Linked DNA regions of Mus musculus: all the other regions are linked to region 1. Evidence: chromatin loops called from intact Hi-C (ENCODE). Cell type or tissue: left cerebral cortex. All regions are shown on one strand. Region 1 holds the start of Znrf2 (zinc and ring finger 2). Region 2 overlaps Inmt (indolethylamine N-methyltransferase). Region 3 holds the start of Gars (glycyl-tRNA synthetase).

Region 1 (8,000 bases):
ATCCTCCTATGTCCATCTCCTTGAAGACAGGATTAAAAGCCATACCCCCAAGTCTATCTTTTCTCATGGCACTGGAGTCTGAACGCTGGTCTGCATCTTTGAGTGGCAAACACTTTATAGACCAAGCCATTTCCTCAGTCTAAGATGCTGTTTTTTTTTTTTTTAATTAAAATATTGTTTGCAAGCCAAAGTGAACTGAGAGCGAAATATAATACACATATTTAATCTCTTATTAATAACATTATACTAGTCTGATAAGCAAGAACCAAGTTGTTTTTATTAGCAGGTGCTGACATTTTGTCTTAGCTATCTTTAGAAATAATAATGATTCCAAAATCTATGTTAAACATAACATAGGGCTTTGTTAACCAGCTGATTAACATGAAGCATTTTTTGACACACTGAAGCCTATTTAGGACACCAAAGACTGCTCAAAATGTTAGCTACCTCATGAAATAAAAAAAAGTTCATTTACAAAAAAAAATCCTTTAACTACAAAGATTTCAAATAACCTCTGTCTTTTCTACATACGCTTATCTGGTCAAGCCAGTATGGTGATGTATATACTAGTAATGACTACTAAACGGCTACAAATAATACTTGAAGGCTTAACAATGTACTTCAATTGTACAAAATAGTGAGATCAAGACCACTAAATTTTAGCATACTCAAAACTTTACAGTATCACAGTATGCTATAGACAACATGCATATTATTATTCCATAATAGGAAGGACGAGGAATTTGTATTTTCAAATAGACAGCGGATCTTCTGAGACTCTCGGCCACTCTGAGACTGGTCCTATGATCATGTGCACTTTAGACACTTGACAACAAACAGGCTTAGCTAAGGCAAAGGGCTTGGATTGCCCCAGTCCCAAAGTCATCACTGAATAGAATCAAGGTCTAATCCTAGCTAGACCATACTACTCTGGCGTGTGTTTACAATCCTGTCTTGATTCCTGTCCATTGCTTCTCATTAAAGAACCAATGGAGGTACCAGAGGAAGAATGCTGTCTTAAGGAACACTTAAGAGCACACCTAAGAACAAGTTTCTTACGTGTGAAGAACTGGTGGGGTGTGACAAAGCTACAGATTGTAAGTGAAGTCCCAGCTGCTTGGTAATAAAACACAGTCTTCATAGGATTACTATCTGGAGAGAGAGGAGAAGGCCCTAAGAGAAGCAGACCAAGGAAAGGACAGAGAAGAATCTCCTCCACACTGCTGCTGTCAAAGAGCAATAATGTAAGGGTACGAGTGACTTTCAAGAATCATTTTAGGGACAGCGTGGTGGCTCAAGCAAGTAAAGGCAGCAATCCCCCAGAACCTACAAGGAAGAAGAACTCCTGTGAGTTGTCCTCTGACACCACATGAGGCCATAGCTTGAGGTAGCCACATACATACATACACACGTACATACATATATACAAATAAATAAAAAGTAAAAACCCTTTTTTTAAAATAAAAGAGTGATTTTAATATGACAGGAAAACATGAATGCACTCTTTCACTGAAAAGCTACTATACTGCCATAGTCTGTTGAGTGTCTAATGAACACCTTAATGAGAGCTATGAAGCCATTGTTGCACAGCACTGTCTTCAGTCCTAGGAATGGGGTGACTGGTAACATCTGCAGGAAAAGGCATTTGACCACATGATGTAATACAGGATATATCATATGAAAGCTCAGAGGATATATCATATGAAAGCTCAGAGTAACTATATATCACGCACTATGCACATATATAAACATATATATGTAAAACTACATTTCTTCCTCATATTCTTCTCCCTTCTTCCTCTTTTTCTTCTTTCTTTCTCCCTCTTCTCATTGAGACTGGTTTTTGCTGTTTCTTAGGCTGACCTTGAATTCTAAGGTTCAAGTGATCCTCACGATTCATTCTCTCCAGAAGCTGGGCACTACAGGCCAGCCTGTTCATAAAGCCTCATTTCTCCTATTTACAAAGTCCAACTTGTGGCTGAAGCGATGGCTCAGCGGTTAGGAGCACTAGCTGTTCTTGCAGAGGAACTGGGTTTGATTCCCTGCACAGCCATGTGACATCTAACTATAACTACAGTTCCAAGGGATTGAATACCTTCGTCTGATCTTCAGTCTGGGCACCAGGCACACGTGGGGAACTTACATGCAGGCAAAACATTTATACACACACACACACAAATTAAAAACAAACAAACAAACAAACAAACAACCCTCCATTCCCTTATCTTCTGAAAGAATGTCTAGAATCACTACTTAAATGACTCACCACAAATACAAAAGCGTAAAACAGCGACAGTGCATTTTTGCAGTTTGTACAAACACACTTGCACATAGACAATGCTACCAGTACCCGCCAAATGGGAGGGTCAGAGCCTGCTAGACCAAGCACCACACACAGGAAGGCATTTAGAATCCTGTTAAGTTCCATTTAGAGAAACCCACAAGATTTTAAAGCTACTATCGCTCTGGAGATTTAACTCAAACATTCTGGGCAAGGAAGCTAAAGTCCAAAAAGGTAAAACAATTTACAGCCTGCATAATTTGGCTTGGTGTTAGGCCCGAAGGCTGGATCTCGGGAGAAGATAGTCTCTGCACCTCAGTTTTTGCTCTGCCTTTGAAGGTCAAGCTGGATTATCGTTCGTTCTTCCAATTTTTTGCTCTTCCCTTCCCCTAGCATAATTCTGATCAAGTTGGCTTCAGCCTTCCCCTTGTTTCGTTCTGTCCTTCGCTCCTGTACTGTTTTTTGTTTTAAATCGTCTTCATTGCTGAGACTGTTGTTTGCTTAATCAGTGTATACAATACCAACGAAGGTCATTATCTACCCACTCAAAGCTCCAGACACGGGATACTGCCACGAACGCCCTAGCCAGGAAAAGGTGCACTTGGTTTTCTTCAGCGCTCACAGGCCACGTGCGGCAGGAGGGGCCGCCTTCTGATTGGTGGTGGGGGAGTCTCCTGGAGGGCGGAGCCACCGGTCTGTCCATCACCACATGCTGGGCGGGGCCTGGGCGGGTCGGCCTAGTTGTAGGGCAGAGCTAGAGCAGCGGGACCCAATCTCTGCGCTTTGCCTCGATTCGGCCGCCGCTCCTCCAGTGCCGGCCGCGAGGCGACGGTTGCCGGGGCGCGCGCCGCCCGTTCCTCTTTCCCGTTGCAAGCGGCTGGCGCGCAGGGAGGCGGCCCCCAATCCGGCCGGGCGCCTCCCACTCTCCGAGCCGCCGGGGAGCCGGAGGATGGCGGCGGTGACAGCGGCCGCCCGGGAGGAGGCGGTGCGGAGGCCGCGAAGCGCGGCAGCAAGCGGCAGCGGCCCGTCGCGGCGGCCCGGCAGCGACCGCGTCCGCACGGCTACCTGAGCGGCAGCCGCGAGCTGCGTCCCGCCTCTCTCGCTTGCTCGCTCGCTCGCTCGCTCGCGGCCCGGGGCGGCGCGGACATGGGCGCCAAGCAGAGCGGCCCCGCCGCCAACGGCCGCACCCGTGCCTACTCGGGCTCGGACCTGCCCTCCGGGACCGGCAGCGGCGGCGGCGGGGCGGACGGCGCTCGGGCGGCCCGTTTCGCGGCCCCGGTGTCCGGCGCGCAGCAGCCCAGCGCCTCGGCCGGCGCGGCGGCTGCAGCGGCGGCGGCGGCCTCGGCCCCGGCAGCGCCCCGTAGCCGCTCGCTCGGCGGGGCGGTGGGCAGCGCGTCGGGCGGCCGCGCGGCGCAGTCGGCCTTCAGCATCCCCAGCGCTGGCGGCGGCGGCGGCCCGTACGGCTCACAGGACTCAGTGCACAGCAGCCCAGAGGACAGCGTCGGCGCTAGGGACCGGGACCGGCCGGCGGGCGGGGGCCCTGGCGGGCCGCGTCTGGTGATCGGCTCGCTCCCGGCCCACCTCTCCCCGCACTTGTTTGGAGGTACGGCTCCCTGCCCTGGCAGCGGCTCCCCAGCTAGGGAAGCGCACCCCCCACTCCCTCCTTGCAACGCGGTGAATGGAAGAAGTATTGTTTTAAAACAAACTGACGAAACAGCCTCGTGGTTGTAGCTTTTAGTACCAGGAAGTCAGGGGAGATCAGTGGCTGAGTGTAGTTCTGCCCCGGAGCTGAAGGGCGAGCAGTTTTAAAGGCCCAAAGCCAGAAGGGACTCACGTGGATGTTTGAGTGTTTGAAAAAAGGAAGTTATCTCTCCTTTGGATAGACTCCTAACAAAGCTGTGATCCTTGCGTCTCTGTAAATAGCCCTGCCTACTTACTGGATACTTGTTTTCTGGTTAAATGTGTTAATGCAAAGTGTTGCTTCATAACCCCCGAAACTGCTACTTTTACAGTGTGGCTAATGTCACTACTGCTTAGTTTGAAGCGGATTGTGGAAAAGTTCAAGAACAGTTATTTAAAGAGATAATCTTTATAATGATCACAACTCTACCTATAGAGGCAGTAATTGGGCAAGGTCTTTCGAAGAGCGGTGTTCACTAGAGTTAAGGAACAATTTAGAGATCAGTGATGTGCTTTTAATTAAGTTGTTTGAAACAGGAGAAAGGGTGCAGTTGATCCTGAAAATGTGAACTTAGCCGCATATTGCCACCTCCTTTCGGTATGAGACTGGTATTATACATTTACACGTAAGCACAGAATGATGTAAACTATATCCCTTCAGGTTTTTTATTTGTTTGTTTGTTTGTGTATTTTTTTGAGTCAGGTTTTCTCTGTGTAGCCTTGGCTGTCCTGGAACTCACTCTGTAGACCAGACTGGCCTCGAACTCAGAGATCCACTTGCCTCTGCCTCCCAAGTGCTGGGATTAAAGGCGTGTGTGCGACCACGCCCGGATCATCCCTTCAGTTTTAAAAACCCTTTTATTCATGTGTTTGAAACTGTAAGACATGTGGTGAAGCAGTGTTTACTGATTCCTGTTCCAAAGCAATCAGAAGCTAGTGTTGGTTCGTGAGAATGTCATGTGTAGTTTCTACCATCTTAATGGTATTTTGCACGCTTGGTATGAAAGCACCTAGCTTTTAGCTACCTTTATTATTTTTTAAGTGTTTTTATTTGTTTTGCTTGTGAGGTTCTGGGACTGTAACCTAAGTTACTGAGCTTGTTAGGCAAGCTCTTTACCACAGAGCTAACACCTAGCCTGACAAATAACTTGCTTTATGGTAAGTTCTGCAATGTCAATAATTACAGCAGTGTTTCTGAAAGTTAAAGCATTTTTTTTTTAAATCTTGTTTTTTGAGGAAAAGAATATGTCCTTAAAGTGATTTGAGGCACTGTAGTTTCCTGAGAATTGGAGAGTAATGGTACATTTAAAAAATATTTTTTTAAAATTAAGTTTCATTGAGCAGTTATCATCACAAATAGGAACAAGAAAAAGGACTAGGAAAAGTATTTCGAAGTTAATATTTTATGTACTGAATACTACTTTTATTCAGTTTTTCTCAGGGCTGATGATTCTCTCTGACTAGAGTCGTCAGTATGTATGTATGTTTTTATTTTGTTAAAGTAACTGTTTGGAGCAAGGCAGCTATCTGGCCTTCCTGCTATTCCTAAAAAACTGGCAAGACCTATTTGCCAAGTGTTGGAATGCAAACCTTTTTTTAAAAGCTAATTCTTGTAGCTTTGCTCATCCAGATCTCTGAGGTTGAGGCTTAAAGTCATCAATTGTGTGGAATGGTTTCAACTTTTTCCTCCAGTTCATTAAGAACTATCACAGACATGTATTATTCTTGGGACATTTGAGAAAAGTAATCATTTATGTGAGAAACTTCAGTTGACAAAGGCCTAAAGAGGATCAGAAATGACCTTACTTGAGAAGGGATCAAACTTGTGGTGACCTTAAACTATTTACAAACAGTGAAGTCCATCCTTAGGGGCTTTAATTATGAGACTTGTGTGTGTATGTCGGTGGGTGGAGTCACGAGGAAAGCTAACTGAAGCACGTTTCTAGTCCTCCTGAGGTGGAGGGGGCATGATGTGCTGCCTTAAGGAATCAGACTTGATTCTTTACATTAATTTCACTTTACTATGTTTTATACCAGTGCGTTTATTCAGTTACAGGAAAGGTTGGGCATATGCAGTGTTTATTGAGTTATGAATTGTTAGGGCATACATAATGGACTCCAACTGAAAATTGAGAAAGTATTTCTAAATCAACAGAAAGTACTTATTATAACTCTATAAAGCACTAATGTCTATACTGTTTCTTAACTAGAAAGTATGCTACTAAAAATACAAGAATCGTTCCTTGTAGACCCTCAATGCTATATATTGAAAGAGAAAACGTAAGCTGTCACTCTTTACACTGTTTTCCGTTCAGCAGTATAGCCAGTAGATTTGTAAGCTTCTCTGTGGCACTGAGTTCCCACACTGAGCCAGGTTTTCTGTGATGATTGTTGCTGTCTGCTCTCTGGTTTGGCTGCACACATTCTTTATTTTCTCTAGAGAATTAAGTGACTGGAAGGGAGGTGAGTGACCAGATGTTTCAGCTTGTAGCCATTGAGTTCTCATGGAGATTAGGAGATAATTAGAATCTGTGTGGAGTTTTTAGAGCAAGCAGGGCTGTCTTGTTTTCATTTACTCCTAGACTGCTGAGGTGAATACTGTATATACAGTGAACACAAGTCGTCCCCCCCCCATACCGATAATATTCTGGTTCTAGATTTGTTTTTAAACTGGTCTCTAAGAGCATTGTTGACATTTGAAAGCCTTGATATCTTAAAGAGGATTTGTTTGACTTTATTTTTTGCCTATATTTTCCCACTACATTGCTGATGTTCATAAAATCTATTAATAGGAGTGGTAAAATAGTCTTTTCTGATGTAGCTGTCAAAGGAGGTGAGTTAGACTGTTAAAATGCCCCAGTGAATGAAGATTATTTCTAGAGAAATCCTATGGACTTGAGTAATGTATCTGGGTCTGGTAGTAAGATTCCACAGTGAGTTACTTTAAGACATTGAACCAGCAGTTCCTTCCTTGCTTTTGGCTGCTTAATTGTCTTGAGCTTATTTGGGTGTGGCGTGCCTGGGAGGAGTTAAGCAGCCTGTAATTCAGGTGTCTCCTGTTATTTATATTGAAAAAAACCCTGAGCCATCATTTAAAATTGAGTGTGTTAAGTAAGATTTGTATTCCTAGGAAGATTTATTTAAATTAATTTTCAGCACAGATGTGAAGTTTTATGGAGTTGTTCTCAGTCACTACTTAGAATAATTACACAATATTTGAATTTTGGAGATTATAGTTAATCTGCTCTCCATTTTGGATTTTCCTTTACACAGTTGATGATTTTCTTGGGGAGGGGCAGAAGTTGCTTGGTGATGTGAAAGGGAAGCCATGCTGGTAACAACCACTTCTGCTGTCCCTGCCAAGGGATTTGGATGGTGAATATTTCTCACTTGTAAACTCCGTCTATCTTTGAAGACCACAGGTGATAGCTTATGTTGCTTGCAGAAGTGTGGCTTCCGGCCTGGATGGTCCTGCTTTGGAAATTGTTTGGAAGTAACCTTGAGGTTGGAGGAGTGGGATGAATTGCCCAGGGCGACCCTTTGAGAGCCTTCTGTTGTATGCTCACATGGAAAGCCTGCCTGCTGGACTCTCTTCTGCTTGGTTGCTTTGCCTGGTACCCAGTAAGTAGGATCTTATTGCTGTTTGTCCACCGATCTCTTACTCATCTTGTGCATAATTTTCCCTGGCTATACATACAATCTGGGATGTGGGCAAATGGGCTGAGAGGAAAGAGTTCATCGACTGCTTTATGTAGCAAAGACATTTTTTGGATTTACTTTCTTATATAAATACTCCTAAGCATTTTTAAATGCAAGTTTGTTCAAATTCTGTAGGTTCTGAACCGTTTCTAAACATTAACATGTTTAGAAATTGGAGAAACCATGGTACTTTGTGTTAACAAAAGGTTCAGAAAAAACCTTCTATGTTGTAAGAGTCCTATGTTGCTTGTTAGTAGAGTATTAGAAATACAGCTATTTGATGCAGTACATGTTCATCAATATCTGTAGGTCAGGAGTCTGGGCACAGCTTAGTGGGCCA
Region 2 (8,000 bases), 350 kb after region 1:
GCGTTCACAGTTACTGGAAAGTTTATCTAGCCTGCTGCTAAGTTTTTTTTGTTTTTTTGTTTTTTTAATTTTTAAATTTTTTTTTTACTACGATTAGAAGCTTCATCTTTGGGATTCCAATGTAGACTGAAGACTAGCAGAAATATCTAGCCTCATGAACAGTAGCAACAACTGAATTTATAGCCTTTCCACTGGGAGACAGAAATCACTGGACAAGCTGAGGGTGGACTTTGGGGTTTCAAAAGCCCATGGCATGTTTCTTTCTCTGCCGGCTGCCTTTGGATTGGATGTAAAGCTCTCAGTATCATGTATGCTGTCATGTTCCCCGCTGTGATGGTCATGGACTACCCTCTGAAACTGTAAGCAAGCCCCTAATTAAATGCTTTCTTTTGTAAGTGTGGCTTGGTCCTGGTGTCTCTTTATAACAATAGAACAGTGACTAAGACAAATTTAATCATTCTGTCAGTTCTTTTCTTCTAGAGAACCCTGACTAATAGGCGGGTTATTTTAATTACTCTGCAGTTATTTACTGCGCACCTAGTATGTGTCAGGCCCCGTGTTTGGCTCTCGGAGCACGACCTCACACAGTGACTCTCTATGCACTCATGGAGGGCTCACACAAGCCTTCTAACCACTAATCCCCGCCCTATGCTTGCTATCTGAAGGGCATGGCCTTGGGGAGAAGTGGTCCCCACAGGGGGATCTTGGTAGCTTCTCTTCTGCAAACCTCTCTCTTGAAACAGGGAAGCTGTCAACAAGAGAAGAATGGATACAGAGAATGTGGTATGGTTGGTTGTAGGAAAACAGTGTAACTGGACATAATAATATTACGTAAATTATAGTACTCTCAGAAAGACAAAACATCGTATGTTTTTGCTCATAAGCTATGCTGGTTGGTTTTTGTTAGCTTGAAACAAACTAGAGTTACCTAGGAAAGGAAACCTCATTCGAGGAGTAGCCTCCAATCAGATTAGCCTGTGAGTGTATCTGCTCAACACTGTCTTGTTTGTTGACTGATGTCAGAGGGCAGCCCAGCATGGGCGGTATCACCCCCTAGGCAGGTTGACCTAGGCTGTTTAAGAGTGGAGGGTGAATGTGAGTTTGGAAGCAGCTTTCCTCCAGGTTCCTGCCTCTGCTCTAGTCCGAGTCCCTCTTCTGACTTCGCTCAGTGACCGGCTGTGATCAGGATGTGCAAGCCAAAGGAAACCTTTCTTCCCCAAGTTGTTTTTGGTCAAAATGTTTGTCATAGCAACAGAAGCTTAACTGAAACCTATGAGGTGTCTAGATTTTATATTGGGATGTTGAATTATGTATGAAGATAGAAATGAAACTGTTTAGGAGAACAAAGGGAACTAATGAGAGGGAAGACGAAGAAGGGGGGATATGCTCAGTGTATAATGTGCTTTGTGTGGCAGTGCCTCACACGCCAAGTAAAATGCATAGAGGATCTATACAGTGAAAGAAAACAGACAGGTTTAGACTTGAGTAAAGAGGCAGAGACCCCGCTCCAAAAGGAGCCAGGAGACACAAAATGACAGCACCAGGAAGCAGCACAGCTTGAAGGATGACGTCCTGCCTCTTCCTACAGTTTGCTTCTGACAAAGCCCAGCTTTTCTAGCTGCCTGAATATTTTCTTTCCTTGGTAGAGCTTGGGAAACTGAGGCCAGCAAGCATCCAGGTCTACCTTACCACCGTGCTAGTCCCTGGCCTTCCCAACTTTTGCATTATGGCCAGGCTATGGTTCATGCCCCAGGCGACTGCAGCTGTCCTTTTCCACCCAGAACCTTAAACTGAGAGTCAGGACACACCTTTGAGCTCAGAGGAGCTGCTTGAGCCAAGAGCCTGGAATGGGAGAAGAAACTTAACACACATCCAAGGCTGGTCTGCAGATCCACCTCGGATGTCTCAGATGCTGAAGTCTGATTCTAGAACCCAGGCTTCCTGGCTGCTGACTGGTCCTTCACAGTGCTTGTGTGGGACTCTGCTTATCCTGTATGCCCCTGGCACAGGTGAATACAATGGGCACTGTCCGTAGTCCCTTGCTCCCAAAGACATTTGGATTCCCTGCACACCTGCCTGTCCTTCCAAGGATCTGTGTGTGGGTTCATTGACTGCCTGGGAGCCAAATGTCTGGACTCTCTAACATCCTCTAGGAAGTGCGTTCTCTGCCCTTGCTGCTTGACTGATCTGTGGTTTTAGAGGCAAGCCATGACTTCTGAAATCAAAAAAGGCACAGTAGTTCTCAGGGTGAGGCTGAACGCAGCAGAGTCGGTTGCTCACCTCCCTCTCTGATTGCAAAGTTCTTAACAAACTAAAAGGTACAACCTTCTTTCCAACACACAGGGCAAGTCAGTTTCCAGACTAACAACAATGCGTAAAATGCAGTTCTCACTTAATTACAGGAGGGGCTTGCTCTGTTTGCAGCACTGTGGCCGAGGCAGTCTCAGTAGATTGATTATGGTAGGATGTATGAATCATCATAAGGTTTTCCAGGTAGTGTTCACCCTAGGAGGTCCCCACCGGTCCTGGCCACTGCACTCTTATCTACCTACCCATGCTTGGGCCTCTGCTACCTCAAAGTATCTCTTCTTCCCACTAGGGTGCCCTGCAGAAAGACACCTTATCTTTCTTGGCTTCTGGCTCTCACCTACCCATTCTCTAAGAGGCATGAGAGTCCCACCCAGTGGGCCATTCTCTACTCCATCCAACCCCGATTCCCTAGTCCCACTGTATTGTGCCCTGTCTCAGCTGACAGTCCCGGAAACTAGCAGGTCAGTACACAGCAGTCCTACCCATCCCTCCTGCCTTGGACCACAGGCCCTTGGCAGGGCTGCCTGCCCCTTTCCCAGCCTTCAACGCCTCACTTAGCTGGTGGTCCTTGATCCCCACCGGCCAATAGGATTCTCCCAGACTCTTGCAATAGGTGGATTTCTTTTCTTTTTTTTTTTTTGTCAGGGGCAGCCCACCACCACACCAATACAGCCTTGTTCCCAACATGGGGATACTGGACTTTAGACCTCAGAGAGGCTTGGTAGTGATCTTTGGACCAGTACTGGCCTGCAGGAGCCTATCTTCATGAAGGCAAGAAGTGGCTCATCTTCTGGATGCATACCTCATGGTAATAGGGGGATCTCCTTAGGACACAACCTTCCCCAGTCTCCCTAGGCATCCCTGCTACTGAAAGTCTCATTTGGTTCTCACCACCCTGCCTGGAAATGATTCTTGAGCTCTGGACCCTGTGCCCCTCAGAAACCCAGTGCTGGTTTTGATCAGGGAGTGGCTAGTGGTGACTTCTCACTGCCGGCAGGTGGTCTGACCTTTACAGCCACCTAGGGAAGGGTTCTGGGTACATCTTGTGGCAAATGTGCTTTGAGCCCCGGGTAGCCTGCATCTCTCCACTGAGTCAGAGCTCAGTGCCTGTCCTTTGTGCTTGTCAACAAATGCTAGAGTCACCAGAGAAAAAGAACCCACCATAAAAAAATGTCCCCATCAGACTGACCTACAGGTAAGCCTATGTTGCATTTCCTTGAGTAATGATTGACACGGGAGGGTCCAGCCCACTGTGGGTGGTCCCATCTCTGGGCAGGTGGTCCTGAGTGGTACAAGAAAGCAGGCCAAGTAAGCCATGGGAGACAAGCCAGTAAGCTGCATTCCTCCATGGTTTCTGTTTCAGTCTGTGCTTCCTGGTTCCTGCTTTGAGTTCTTGCACTGACTTCCTTTCATGGTAGACTCTAAACTTTTTTTTTTTTTTGCTGATCTGTTCTACAAAGGTTGTGGGCTATATCTGGAGAATTCCGTGGCATCTGTACTTTCTAAAACTTTCGAGGACTCCCAGTTAGCAAATCTGTTAGCTGGACTCTCAGACTGGGCTGCCTGCATTGCCCTTAGTGATTCCTGCACGCCCCATCTCCCCTTCTCTTGCCTGCAGGCAGAAGGGAAAGAGGAGTGTCCTACATGCTGTATGCGCTCTCAAAGAAGCCTGTGCCTACTGGACGGCATCAGTGGCCAGTGCAGACACTGAACTGGGATAGCTGGCCCAAACCATCCTGCTTGGTGCTGCCCACCTCAAGAGACTCCACCCACCAGCCATCCTATCCTGTATCTCCAACCCTACTGGACTTGCACCAACTCAAGCCTCAGCTTCCTCTCCTGCCATCCCGAGGCCCCGTTGATGCAGAGTCTGGGACCACACAGACATGGAGCAAGTCCTGACTTCAGAGAGACCTTGCCTGTTGAAGGTTGCTTTTCTCTTTTGTTGTTTGTTTGTGTTTGCCTGAGAGGGCAGGAAATAGATACTTCAAGATGTCAAAAAGTTGAGCAAACCACCCTCTTCTCCTCAGAACGCCTGAGTTCTGCTGATACTTTGCCCTACACTGCCCTCTCGTGGCCATATGGAATCATTGCAGCTTCACATTGCTGTAGCTCTAAAGCAAGGACCAGGGACCAAACTTGGTTTGTCCTTGTCACAGGAAGGAGGACTCCCTTGATGGGGAGAGGACTCCCTTGCTATTGCTCTCTAACCCAAGCCTCATGATCACCTCTCACACAATGAACACATTTAGGGAACACTTGGTTTTAGCAGTAGCGGGGGCTGCCCTTTTCCAGGTCTTGGCTGCTGGCCTGGTCCTTCTCATTACTTACTGTTTCTGTTCAGTGCTCAGAAGTGGAGCATGGGTTAGAGAAGGGAAGAGGAGTTCCGTGTAGTGAGGTAATTCAGGTAGGTGTCTGTACCGGTTAGGTTTTTTTGGTCAACCTGACACAAGCTAGAGTCATTTGAGAAGATGCCTCCACCAGACTGGCCTATGGGTGAGCCTAAAGGGCTTTCTTGACTGATAATTTATGTGGGTGGCACCGCTCCTGGGAAAATGGAACCAGATGATGTAAGAAAGAAGGCAGGGCAAACCTCCACAGTTTCTGCTCCATTTCCTGTCTCCAGACTTCTGCCCTATTAACTACGACAGAAATTGGAACTAGGGTGGGGGCATTGTAACAAACCTGACTTTTAGGGAGAATTGTGCTTTCATTTGAACTTCGGGCTGGACAAGCCATTGAGTGCTCAGAACTCAGTGGGCTGTTCTCTAGGCTTGTGGGGGCTACAAATGCGGAGAGCAGTGCAGATGGTGGAGGCCTGGCTAGTGACGTTTAGAGAGAAGCAAAGAGCTATCGGAGCCATTGAGTGATATTTTGCATTTAGTCCTGTGGCTCTTGGCAGCTAGGGCTAAGAGTGATATTTTGCATTTAGATCTGTGGCTCTAGTCAGCTAGAGCTGAAGAATCAGCTGTGGTGAATGTTAGCTTACAGGTGATTCCACCAGGCTCTCCTCTGGGACCTAGCAACGGCTTACACCTGCTGCTAGTGCCAGCTGTGCCACTTATAAAAGGACTGCCCGCTACCCAAGCCCCACCTCCTGTTCTCAGGGGAGTTCTTTCTCCCCCTTTCTGTCCTCAGAGCCCCTTCCTCTCCCTCTTTACCCCATCTCTCTCTGCCCTCATGGCTCTCTTGCTGCTCTACTCCTTCTCCAGGTCCTCACCCCTCTCCCACCCCCCCACCCCCCAATTCCCCTTTTATACCAGATCTGTTGCAGAGTTTTCGCATGGAGTTCTGATCACTCAGGGGTCCTGAGCATTAATTACTCAGGGAGACACCTTGGCATGGGATTGTCAGGTACCCCCTCGGCCCTTTGTACCTCATAACAGTTAACAGCAGACCAGAATGACCAGGGCAAACCTTTGCTTTGCTGGAGACGCAATCGATGCTGGTTAAGAAGTTAGCAGCAAGTAAGAAGAGACCAGCATCACTGAGATAAAATCCTGTGGGACTTATTTCCCTAGGGTCAGCACAAAGAAGCTGTGGTCCAGAGGAAGTTGAGGCTGTGTCTCATACTAGTAGTTGAACTTGGTAATGTGTAGAAGCCTCTCAGGTGGTTCTGGTTTTAAAAGTATGAAGGGGTCATGGAGCGAAGCTGAGGTTTGACACCATGAAAGGCCAGTAGAGGTTATTGGTGAGTGTGCAGACTGTTGATGTAGAAGCCACAGAACTAAAGGTGTCATGAAGAGAAGTTGGGGCTTGGCACCATGTGGCAGGGTCAGAGTCCCCAAAGAGCCCAAGAAAGGCTATTACTGAAGGTACAACCATGTGCAGTGGAGGGTCCATGATTCACCAAAGAATGACATCCCAGATTCAAATAGCATGTAAACGCAGAGTGTTTACTCTGCACAAGCCCAGCACGCTGGGGGCTCCCATTACCAGAATAGAGAGACAGCCAAGTGAGCTTCCAGGCCTGATTTAAAGCACAGTAGGGAATTCCGGGGTAGGTGAGCTCTATGTTAATCTGTTGGGACCATGTCTATGGGCATTCCATTACCAGGGAGTGGGGGGGGGGGCTGGAAACTTACTGGGGAAGTCTGGGAACTGTTACTGAGAAAGTCTGGGAACTGCTGCTGACCCATTGTCCTTGCCTCAGATCAAGTCGAGGGGCCTGGACTTACCTGAAATTGCCCAGTTCTTGGAAACAGAGATTTAGGCCTAGTCTCCTTAGCTGCCCATTCGAAGCCTGCCATGGAATCAGCCCAGCCTTCACTAGAACTATGGGATGACCACCAAGGCCGAGAGCAGCTGTGCACTGGAGCCAGCTAGGGCTTAAGAGACAAGAATACTGTTCTTCTATTGTAGGGCTTTCAAGGACCTTAAGACAGGGAGAAATCTACATAGTTTAAAGTGATTGGCATTTTGCTGGGGCAGTCTCTCAGCTAGTGTCTAGCATCTGACACAACCCAAATAGCATCTCTGCCATTCTGTCTCTCCATGTGTTTCTTCTTCCTTTTTTTTTTTTTCAGATTTATTTTATGTATGTGAAGACACTGCCGTTGTCTTCAGACACACCAGAAGAGGGCATCAGATCCCATTACATATGGTTGTGAGCCCCCATGTGGGATTTGCTGTGATTTGAACTCAGGACCCCTGGAAGAGCAGTCAGTGCTCTTAACCACGGAGCCATCGCTCCAGTCTTCCACGTGGTTCTTATTGCGGGCCTCCAGCTCCATCCCATCTCCTTTCTATAGTGTTCTGCTTCTCTCTGCCTCTCCCAAGTCTCTGCTGCCCTTTCTTTCTGCCCCAGCTCCAACTCTTTGTTATGCAAAAAGCCACATTCCTTCCTCAACTAGTAGGCTAGGGAAAGTCACCTGTCCCACGGAAGCTTGTAAAGGTGACAGTCACATATCCTGCTAACTGGACATTGCTGGCTTTAAATAACCATTGAAAACAGAAGCAAGCACTTTTCCTTAGCCAGAAAATACAATACTTCTGGGTCACTTGAACAGTCCCCCAGGCCTCCCACAGAAGGGTCAAGGAACCCGGAAGCTCTCCACCCCAGCTAGCACATTGCACACATTGACATCCCTGTTCTGAACCAGGGCATGGTGACCAGACTGACTGTGGTTGGCACCTGCAAGTCTGCTGAAGCTGCTGAGACAAGAGACCCTCAAGAGCTGCCTCTGGCCACTGTGAGGGAAGCTAGTAGGCATGGCTAGCTCCCTCAGTAGGTAGGTGACACCACCTGCGGGCCCCAACATTGGCCCCAGCTCCAGCTGCCTCAGAGGGAAGGGCTTTGCAGTACACAGAGCACCAGCCTTTCTCCTGGCCTCTGTCCTGTGCCAGCATTTGTGTTCATAGCACCTGCTCTTAGATAAATGTTTGTCAGCCAAACCCTTGTCTTTTGTTGAGAGAAGGCATCCCAAGACAGAATCCAGATAGGCCACTTTATTTTAAAATGAACTTTCAACAGGGTACAATAAGAGCAAAGGGGATGGATGTTGGTGCTGAAAATAGAGAACCTTGGGTTTTCCCTTGTGACTGTGACCAGGTATTAGATAGAAGCAACATGGTCCGTGTTAGAAAGCTGTGGAGCAAGGCTTTACAAATGATTGCTATAACTTTCCCAGGGAAGGCGATTCGCTGCCAGTGGCCTCAGGCACTGGGACCCTTCCGGGCCACCACAAAGC
Region 3 (8,000 bases), 220 kb after region 1:
TTCAAGGGCTTAGATGATCATCTAGTTTTATATGACAGAAGTGAAGCCAGTGACTGGGTTAAAATGATCCTTTATCATTGAAGCTAGCGAACGGGTTAAGATGTTCCTAGCATCACTGAAGCTTGTGAGTGGCTCAGTATTCTCCTATCATCATTGAAACTGGCAAATGGGTTAATGTTTGTCTAGCCCCACTGAAGCTGGCAAATGGGTTAAGGTACTTGTGGTGGTTTGAATGGGTATGGCTCCCATAGACTTAGATGTTGGAATGCTTGGCCCATGGGGAGTGGCACTATTAGGAGGTGTGGCCTTGTCAGAGTGGGTGTGGCCTTGTCAGAGTGGGTGTGGCCTTGTTGGAGGAAGTGTGTCACTGTGGGGGCAGGCTTTGAAGTTTCCTATGCTCAAGCTCTGCCCAGTGTGGAAGACATTTCCTGCTGCCTATGGATCAGCATGTAGAACTCTCAGCTCTTCCAGCACCACGTCTGCCTGCATGCTGCCATGTTTCCTGCCATGATGATAATGGGCTAAACCTCTGAGACTGTCAGCCCCAATTAAATGTTTTCCTTTAGAAGAGTTGCCTTGGTCATGGTGTCTCTTCACAGCAACGAAACCCTAACTAAGACAGTCCTCCTAGCACTAACAAGTCTATTTGGCATTGTTTCTGCTTTGTCTCATTTCCTAAACCTTACTCCCCAGATAATTACTTAATAGTCAGCTTGACATCTTAACTCAAGTCCTTATGCTTGTACAGAGACCACTTTATCCCTTGGACATCGAACCAGCTCTTAGTTCCTTCATTTTGTCTGCAGAGAGACATAATGCTTGTCTGCAAACTAACTCACATGTTTTGTGTTAGTTAACAGACTGTACTGAAGACAACAGAGGGGCTCTGGCTGGTGTCTACTGGAGCCCACTCGGTTCTTTTCAATACATTTCCATTTCTCCTCAAAGTGTTGGTAAGGAGAGAAGGCAGGACACAAGTAAGCCCTTGGAGCATCCCTGCAAGAAGGTTAAAGGGGTTGTCATCATGATGTCTACACAGAGAGGGTATGAGGAGGAATTGACAGCTTCCTAATTGTGTCACCAAATACTGTCATGGTTCCCTGAGTGGGAACAGACTCTGCTTTGGCACTGAGAGCACAGAATCCCAGTCGTGGTCTCCAGGGAGCTGTGGCAGCTGCGGTGACAAGAGAAGGATGCAGCAATTTGAAAAGTTTTTTTTTATTTTAATTTAACCCATAAGTGAATGAGACAGAACAATATAATAATATCAAGTTACCAGTTTACAAAAATCCAGATGGCTCTAAATTATTTTATGACAGAACAGAACTCATTAAAGTTGCCTGTACCTATGACTAACCTTTTCATTTTCAAACTTATGTAGGTTGTGGCCTAAGTTTTCCTATAGAGCAAGTTGCTATACCAGGCTGGTGTAGAGAGGCCTCCTTTGTTGTCCACATCTCCTTATCTCAGTCTCGAGTGGGTTTGGGTGTTAATCTTAGATGTTTACACTTTAGCTAGGACTGGCTAAAATTCCAAACTTCCAGCCAACAGTATTGGGAACCGAGATCCTTGGAAGTGGCAGCCAAAGCAATAAAGAGTATCTGGGACTAAGACTTTCACCACCAATTCCAAACCAGAGAGAAGAAATGAAGCACCCAGCTACTTACACCAAATTTACTCACTGAGTAAACCGTCTCCCAAGCCTAGGAAGCATTCTCCATTGCTAAGGGAAATTTGCAGGTCAGCAGCAATGGGCCAATTCCCTGGGACAAGGGGTCTGGTCTGTGCCTGGATTAGTCCATGGGTTCCCCACACTGCAAGCTGCTAAACCATGGGTAAAGGTCTGTCTGGACTTGTTCCTGGCTTGCTCAAACAGGCCCATATCATGCCAGTCACTGGGAAAATATGCATGAGACTGCCAAGCATGTAGCCATGAGAACGAATTTCGGACCTGACTCCTGGAGACTGGGGTTTGGAGTTATTTGTAGATAAAGAAGCAGGGTGGCCTGAGGTGTCAGAAAAGTGACTATAGGTGAAGACTAAGGACGCATCAGCGATCTTTGTCAGGACCCCTTCACTGGATCTATGTTTCTAAACAATGGTGGCAATAGCATGTTCTGAGTGTGAAATTTTAAGCCTCCAGATTTCAAAAGGTCACCCTTGGATATCTGTGCAGGCTGCAGGAAAGGGCCAGGAACTTAAACTGGTTTACACCTTCAAGTTCCTGAAAAACACCAAGATTGCCACAGCACCCCAGGTGTTATATCCAGTAAAGCTAATAAAAATACGCGTGATCCCTAAAATTGGCAGTAAAAGCAACTTGGAAGCAAATGAAGAGCGTCACAAACCTCCTCTTGCTTAACTTTTGTCTTGGGGATACTGGGTAAACTAGTAACTACCTTGTGTCTGGTTCTTCACCCTAAAAAACAGCATCAAAGATTTCTGGGAGTTGAGAACGTGTGGTCTCTCACTGCATGGAGTTGGGTTCTCTGAAAGAGGGCCTTGAGCCAGGTTCATTGCCCTCTAGACTGTCCACTGTGTAAAAAACCAGCTAACCAATCACAACAATAGCACAAGGATAATGATGGTCTTCTTGATATTTGTGAAACTGGAAGGTGGTATCTCCCGGTTGGGCCCATCATCTGGCTGACTGGCTGTGAGGTGTCCACAAGTTTGGGAGCATCCAACCTATATAACTTCTGCAAGAGCTTTGAGGCTAGAGTTCCCCTGACTGCTCCATGAGGTGGTTATCCAAGTAAAATCACTTTTCCTTTGCCTCTACACCTTGTCTTTCAAATTAACTGGCATGCCCTGAGAAGAACAGCAACTCTGATTCCTATAAATAGTCCGAGGAACATTGGGTCTTGAGCAATATTTTTGTTTTTGCTGTTGTTGTTTGTTTGTTTCTTAAAGACAGAGGCTCACTGTGTATTTTAGGCTGGTCTTGAACTCACGATCCTCCTACCTCGTCTTCCCAAGTGCTGGGATTACGGATGTGCATCACCATGACCCACTAGAGTTATAGTAACTCTAGGTTCCGATTTTATGTGACTTTATATACTCTTCTAAACAATGGGCTGAGGAAGAAGCAGAAGTATGGGTGTTCCAGTGGGGCGATTCGAGCGTCTGGGACAACAGAGAAGCCCACGATCTAAAGGTGCTCGGGCATCTAGGTTAGGACTGCACTCTCAGAAGCCATGTCCTTCTGTGCATTTGTCTGGAGCGTCCTCTTCACACATTTTTGAGCAAGTTGGTGCCCTTCCGGGTTCTCTGCCGAATCTGCGGTTGCAGACGCGGCGGCTGCGCGCGCCTGCGGGAAGTGCGGCTGCGCGCGCCTGCGGCCTGGCTGCGCTATTTCATCATGCACCGGGCGGGCCGCGCGCCGCTTCCGTAGCCGCCCTGCGCACCGCCTAGGCGGCGTGCTCATGCCCTGTCTGCTCCCCTCGCTGCTCAGAGCCACCCGCGCCGCGCTGCCGCTCCTGTCGCCGCCCCGAGTGGTCGCAGCGTCCGCGTCTCAGCGGCTCCTCAGCGCTCCCGCGCAGCCCGCCGCCTCCCGGAGCAGCATGGACAGCGCGGAGGAGCTGCTGGCCCCACTGCGGCTAGCCGTGCGCCAGCAGGTACCGACCCTCGCCCGCAGCCGCGCGCCGCACCCCGCTCCTGTCCGTCCTTCCCCTGTCCCCGCGCTGCGTCGGCATCCGTGATCCTTGGGCCTCGTGCCCTCTCTGCGTACCCCGAATCCAGCCGTAGGCTTCGCCTCCCTCTTTGAGCGCCCCGATGGCTCGGCTCAGCGGCAAGCTGATGCTGCGCGCTTCTTTTCTTTAGTCTTGGGGATGCTTTGGGAAGCGTTCCCTTCTCTTTATCTTCCTTGCTTCAGTGTTTAGCCTGAGGACTGGCTCACGGTCGAAACGTGGCTATGGGGAGGTGTCGACCCCCCACCCCCCTCCAATACTGATGCGAATTCATGATCCCTCTCCTGTCATCTTTCTGCCTTCTGAAGAGAGTGTCTGGAACCAGCGAGCTTTCGGATCAAGCTGGAAATTGTAGATGGACTGACCGAGCCACTCAGTGAAGTCATCCATTCTTAGGGTGGAACACCTGAAAATGTCATTTTGCGGAAGGGAAGGGAGGTTTCTTAGCTGGAGAATCTGGGGATTTAATGCAGATCTCCTTTTTTTACTGTAGCACTGAGTGGTGGTGATCAGACTTAAGAGGGAAAGGAGAAAAGTATTTGGAATGATACCCACACCCAGTGAGAGCCAGAGCTTACAGTAGGGCCCGGCATCCATGACCTACTAGCTGTAAACACCGGTCGGGTTGCGCCTGCTCTGGCGCCTGATGCAATCGTTTGTCTAGCTAAGGAGGGTGGAATCCTGTCTTAAGGATAATTCATTGGAGCTGAGGTGCTGCAGCTTCGAGGAATTCTGCCACTTTGCTCCAGTTTGAGCCCGACTCAGTTAATAGGCTTTCATTTTGATTTTCACTATGGGCTTTATTTTTTCTTTTTTTAATTGTATGTTCTGTACATTCAGTCTCCATCCACCTTCCACTCCCCACATAAATGTATGTGTGACTCCTTTGTTGTTTTGTTGTGACCTAACTCCTTCCTTTGGAACAATACATCTAATTTTGGGGGAAAAAAAAAAGCACACACTGCAAACCCCTCCCTCTGCCACGTTAGCCTGGAACTGCAGTACATAGTATTCCTCTGTAGTAAGACTGAATGTAGTTAACTTCAGGACGCATTGATCATGGAGAGCCTTCCTGTACAGCTTGTGTGACCTTCATGTCCTTTGTTGTTGGTTTTGACTTGTTTTTTTGGTTTTATGTGTTTGTTTGATAGGGTTTTTGGTTTTTTTTTTTTTTTAACTTTGGGATATTTTCCCAATAGTTGAATTAATTTATTTAAGTTAGTTTGGACTTTTTTCTTTTCTACTTTTCCAGAAGTACATATACACTGATTAGTTGCGTGGAAAATTTGAGTCATACTGAGTCCAGTGTCACTGGAAAGAGTTTGAAGATCATCTAGTTAAACGGTTTTCCTCTTGGACATGTATGGAAAAATGGAGTGCAGTCCATGTCACACGTTTTCATTGTAAAGCCTGGGCAGTTGAAGACTTACTGAGGTGTCGTTTGGAGGTGTTAAAGGATCGCTCTTAACAGTGGCGTGCATTTTGAAGGGGGGTGTTACCAGAAATAGTTGTGCCCCAAAGTAAAATTCAAACTGGTTTCTCTTAAGTCTGAGCTTGACAGATTCACAGGGCTTCAAGAATTTCTCTATAAGATAAGTGGTGATATTAGCAATCATGAAGGTTTTTTTTTTTTTTTTAAAGTATATTATGATTCATGAAGCTCCAAATGACCAGGACACACTGTGATGAGCACAGGCATTGGTAAAGATTTTTTTTTTTTCAGAGTCCTAAAATACATTCCTGGGTTTATGTAACTGATTATAAAAAGTTCAGTGCTGTGGTTTCTGAGGTAGAAATAACTTTTCTGTTTCTTTTTGAGGTAGGTCCTACTTTGTGGCCTCAGAGCCAGGGTTTCTGGTCTCCCAAGCTGTCTTCAAAGACAGCATGTAGTGGAGGATGACCTTGACCTTGCAGCTTCCACCTCCAGAGGGGCTGGGCTTGAACTCCAAGCTTTCTGCATGCTAGGCAAGCATATACCACCGAGCTGTCTCTATGCCTTTGAAATTACTTGAAAAATATCTTCATATATTTATATTTATTTTCTGTATGTGTGTACACATGCATGCCACACACTCACTTGGAGATGTAAAGACAAGTCTTCAGGATATCACTTTTCTGTTACTGTATGTGGAAGTTTTGCAGGAATGTGTTCTCTGCTTCCACCATGGCATCTCTGGGAATCAAACCCAGGCTGTCAGGCTTGTTAGCCTCACTCTTACTGGCTGAGCCAGCTCACTGGGCCTTTTAAATCTACTGCTTGTCAGAGCTTTGATCAAAGAATTTCTACAGTTGCCTGAAACGACTTAGAATTCCACTATGTATGATTTCTTTGATAGACTCTACCCGGAAGTATTTTGAAATACTTAGGACCATACATTATAATATATAACATATATGGTAATCTGTCTGATAAATTAGAAGTTAAGAGATTAGCAAATCACCATAAAACTTTATTTTACTTTAGAAAGTAACTATTTTCAGAATGTTCATGTTATATTGTTTTGTTTCTAAGGTTTATTTTATTTATTTTATGTATATGAGTATACTGTAGCTGTACAGATGGTTGTGAGCCATCATGTGGTCGCTGGGAATTGAATTCAGGACCTCTGCTCACTCCAGCCCAAAGATTTATTTATTATATGTAAGAACACTGTAGCTGTCTTCAGACATGTCAGAAGAGGGCGTCAGATCTCATTACAGATGGTTGTGAGCCACCATGTGGTTGCTGAGATTTGAACTCAGGACCTTCGGAAGAGCAGTCAGTGCTCTTAACCGCTGAGCCATCTCTCCAGCCCAATATTGGTTTTTTTTGTTTGTTTGTTTTTGTTTTAAGCAATTTAAAAATTTTTTAAGTTTTCCAAGTTTCCGTTTTATTTTGTAATACAAATATTTCTCTACCCACAATATAGGCTGGTAAATTCTTTGTATATTGTAAATAGTGTAAGTTGAAACTTCCTGATAACAACACCTAACTTACCTAAGAACACGTAGCTCAGCAGCCAAGTGACTGTGGAGTGTCTCGTTTACCCTTCTGATCATTTAGCTGACTGGGAGCTACGGCTTGCTGCTGCCACCCAGCAACCCACAAGTAGCCTATATATCTCTGGCCTGGGAAACAGTAGAAGCTCAAAATTTAAAGCACGGTGGTTCCTACCAAGATGGAAATGTGTAAGTTAAACCCTAAGTCAGGACTTAGCTGCTCAGCAGTAGCTCACAGAAAAGCTCTCTTGGTGACTCTGATGGTTAAAGGGGAGTCCTGAGGATGGGGAGATGGCTCAGCCGGCAGTGAGCTTGCTATGCACTCATGAGCGTCTGAGCATAATCTTCAGCATCCATGAAGAGTGCTGGATGTGGTGGCACATTTGTATGGTTCCAGGAGCCCCACTCTTGAGGGCACCCAAGGGGGCCCTGAGTCCACAAGCTTTTAGAAGTGTGTCTTAAGCTTGGACTGCTGTCTTCACATCCGCCTTTTCCCACTCGCTGTCCACTGCACTCGGCCTGACATTCACCACCACCTTTGCAGCTTTGGCCTCACAGTTTACCTGTTCCCAGCATTCAGCTGTAGTCCCATTCCTTGTTATCAAGATTGCTTTTCTCATTTAAAAACAACAACAACCAGAAACAAACAAACAGAAATAAAAACGAGGCATGGTGGGCACACCTCTAATGCCAGCAGTGAGGCAGGTGAATCTCTCGAGTTCGAGGCCAGCCTGGTCCACAGAGCCAAGTTCCAGGACAGCCAGGGCCACACAGGGTGTGTGAGGGTGGGGAGAGGGGAACAGACAACAAACAAACAAATAAACAAACAAAAAACAAAAAAGGAAGGAAGGATTCTGTGCAAACAGTGATTCCGGGTTCTCTGGTTGCCACCATGTATGTGGCTCTTCATACCTGTCAGAACAAGCAGGATCTTTGGAGGTGACAGAACTGTTCTGGAGGTTATAGGTACTGGTGGAACAGTTTAATGAGGTTTCACAGTCACTCTCTGGACTTGAGGGTGTGTGTGTGGCTTGAAGCTCCCACAGAGTGGTTGTAGTGGAGGTTTGTTTGTTTGTTTGTTTGTTTGTTTTTTTCTGCTGAGGTAGAACTTAATCATTGACAGTATAGGAAAAGCGGCGGTGGTGGCGCATGCCTTTAATCCCAGCACTTGGGAGGCAGAGGCAGGTGGATTTCTGAGTTTGAGGCCAGTCTGGTCTACAGAGTGAGTTCCAGGACAGCCAGGGCTACACAGAGAAACCCTGTCTCGAAAACAAACAAACAAAAACAACAAAAGAAAAGCTTTGAAGAGTTGTTTGGTGGGCCTTTTTTATA

The links. A loop is a pair of places that touch in the nucleus more often than their neighbours do. Peaks named below come from ENCODE experiments on the same cell type or tissue, not always from the same donor. Only the 100,000 strongest peaks of a DNase experiment are listed, where the experiment ranks them.
Region 2: a loop joins it to region 1, with 3.0 times the contacts of the local background. A loop is called at or near these places in 19 of 42 quality-filtered maps.
Region 3: a loop joins it to region 1, with 2.6 times the contacts of the local background. A loop is called at or near these places in 3 of 42 quality-filtered maps.

What each region holds. Positions count from the first base shown.
Region 1 is chr6:54,813,589-54,821,588 of GRCm38, forward strand. It overlaps Znrf2 (zinc and ring finger 2), which reads left to right and starts at 3,328. Exons shown (of 5, transcript NM_199143.2): 1 at 3,328-3,884. The coding sequence starts at 3,428. In left cerebral cortex, CTCF peaks have their summits at 3,215 and 4,013; DNase peaks (open chromatin) are centred at 3,037 and 3,979; H3K4me3 peaks cover 2,582 bases; H3K27ac peaks cover 1,450 bases.
Region 2 is chr6:55,162,883-55,170,882 of GRCm38, forward strand. It overlaps Inmt (indolethylamine N-methyltransferase), which reads right to left. Exons shown (of 3, transcript NM_009349.3): 3 at 7,745-8,000. The coding sequence ends at 7,966. It overlaps Gm34358 (a long non-coding RNA gene), which reads left to right. Exons shown (of 3, transcript XR_377703.2): 2 at 2,956-3,118; 3 at 3,929-4,312. Among named protein-coding and RNA genes, the nearest start is that of Inmt, 8.1 kb to the right of the region's middle. In left cerebral cortex, a CTCF peak has its summit at 4,390 (motif pointing left); a DNase peak (open chromatin) is centred at 4,380.
Region 3 is chr6:55,034,617-55,042,616 of GRCm38, forward strand. It overlaps Gars (glycyl-tRNA synthetase), which reads left to right and starts at 3,385. Exons shown (of 17, transcript NM_180678.3): 1 at 3,385-3,617. The coding sequence starts at 3,426. In left cerebral cortex, no CTCF peak of the experiment used is centred here; DNase peaks (open chromatin) are centred at 3,350, 4,066 and 4,259; H3K4me3 peaks cover 2,290 bases; H3K27ac peaks cover 1,804 bases.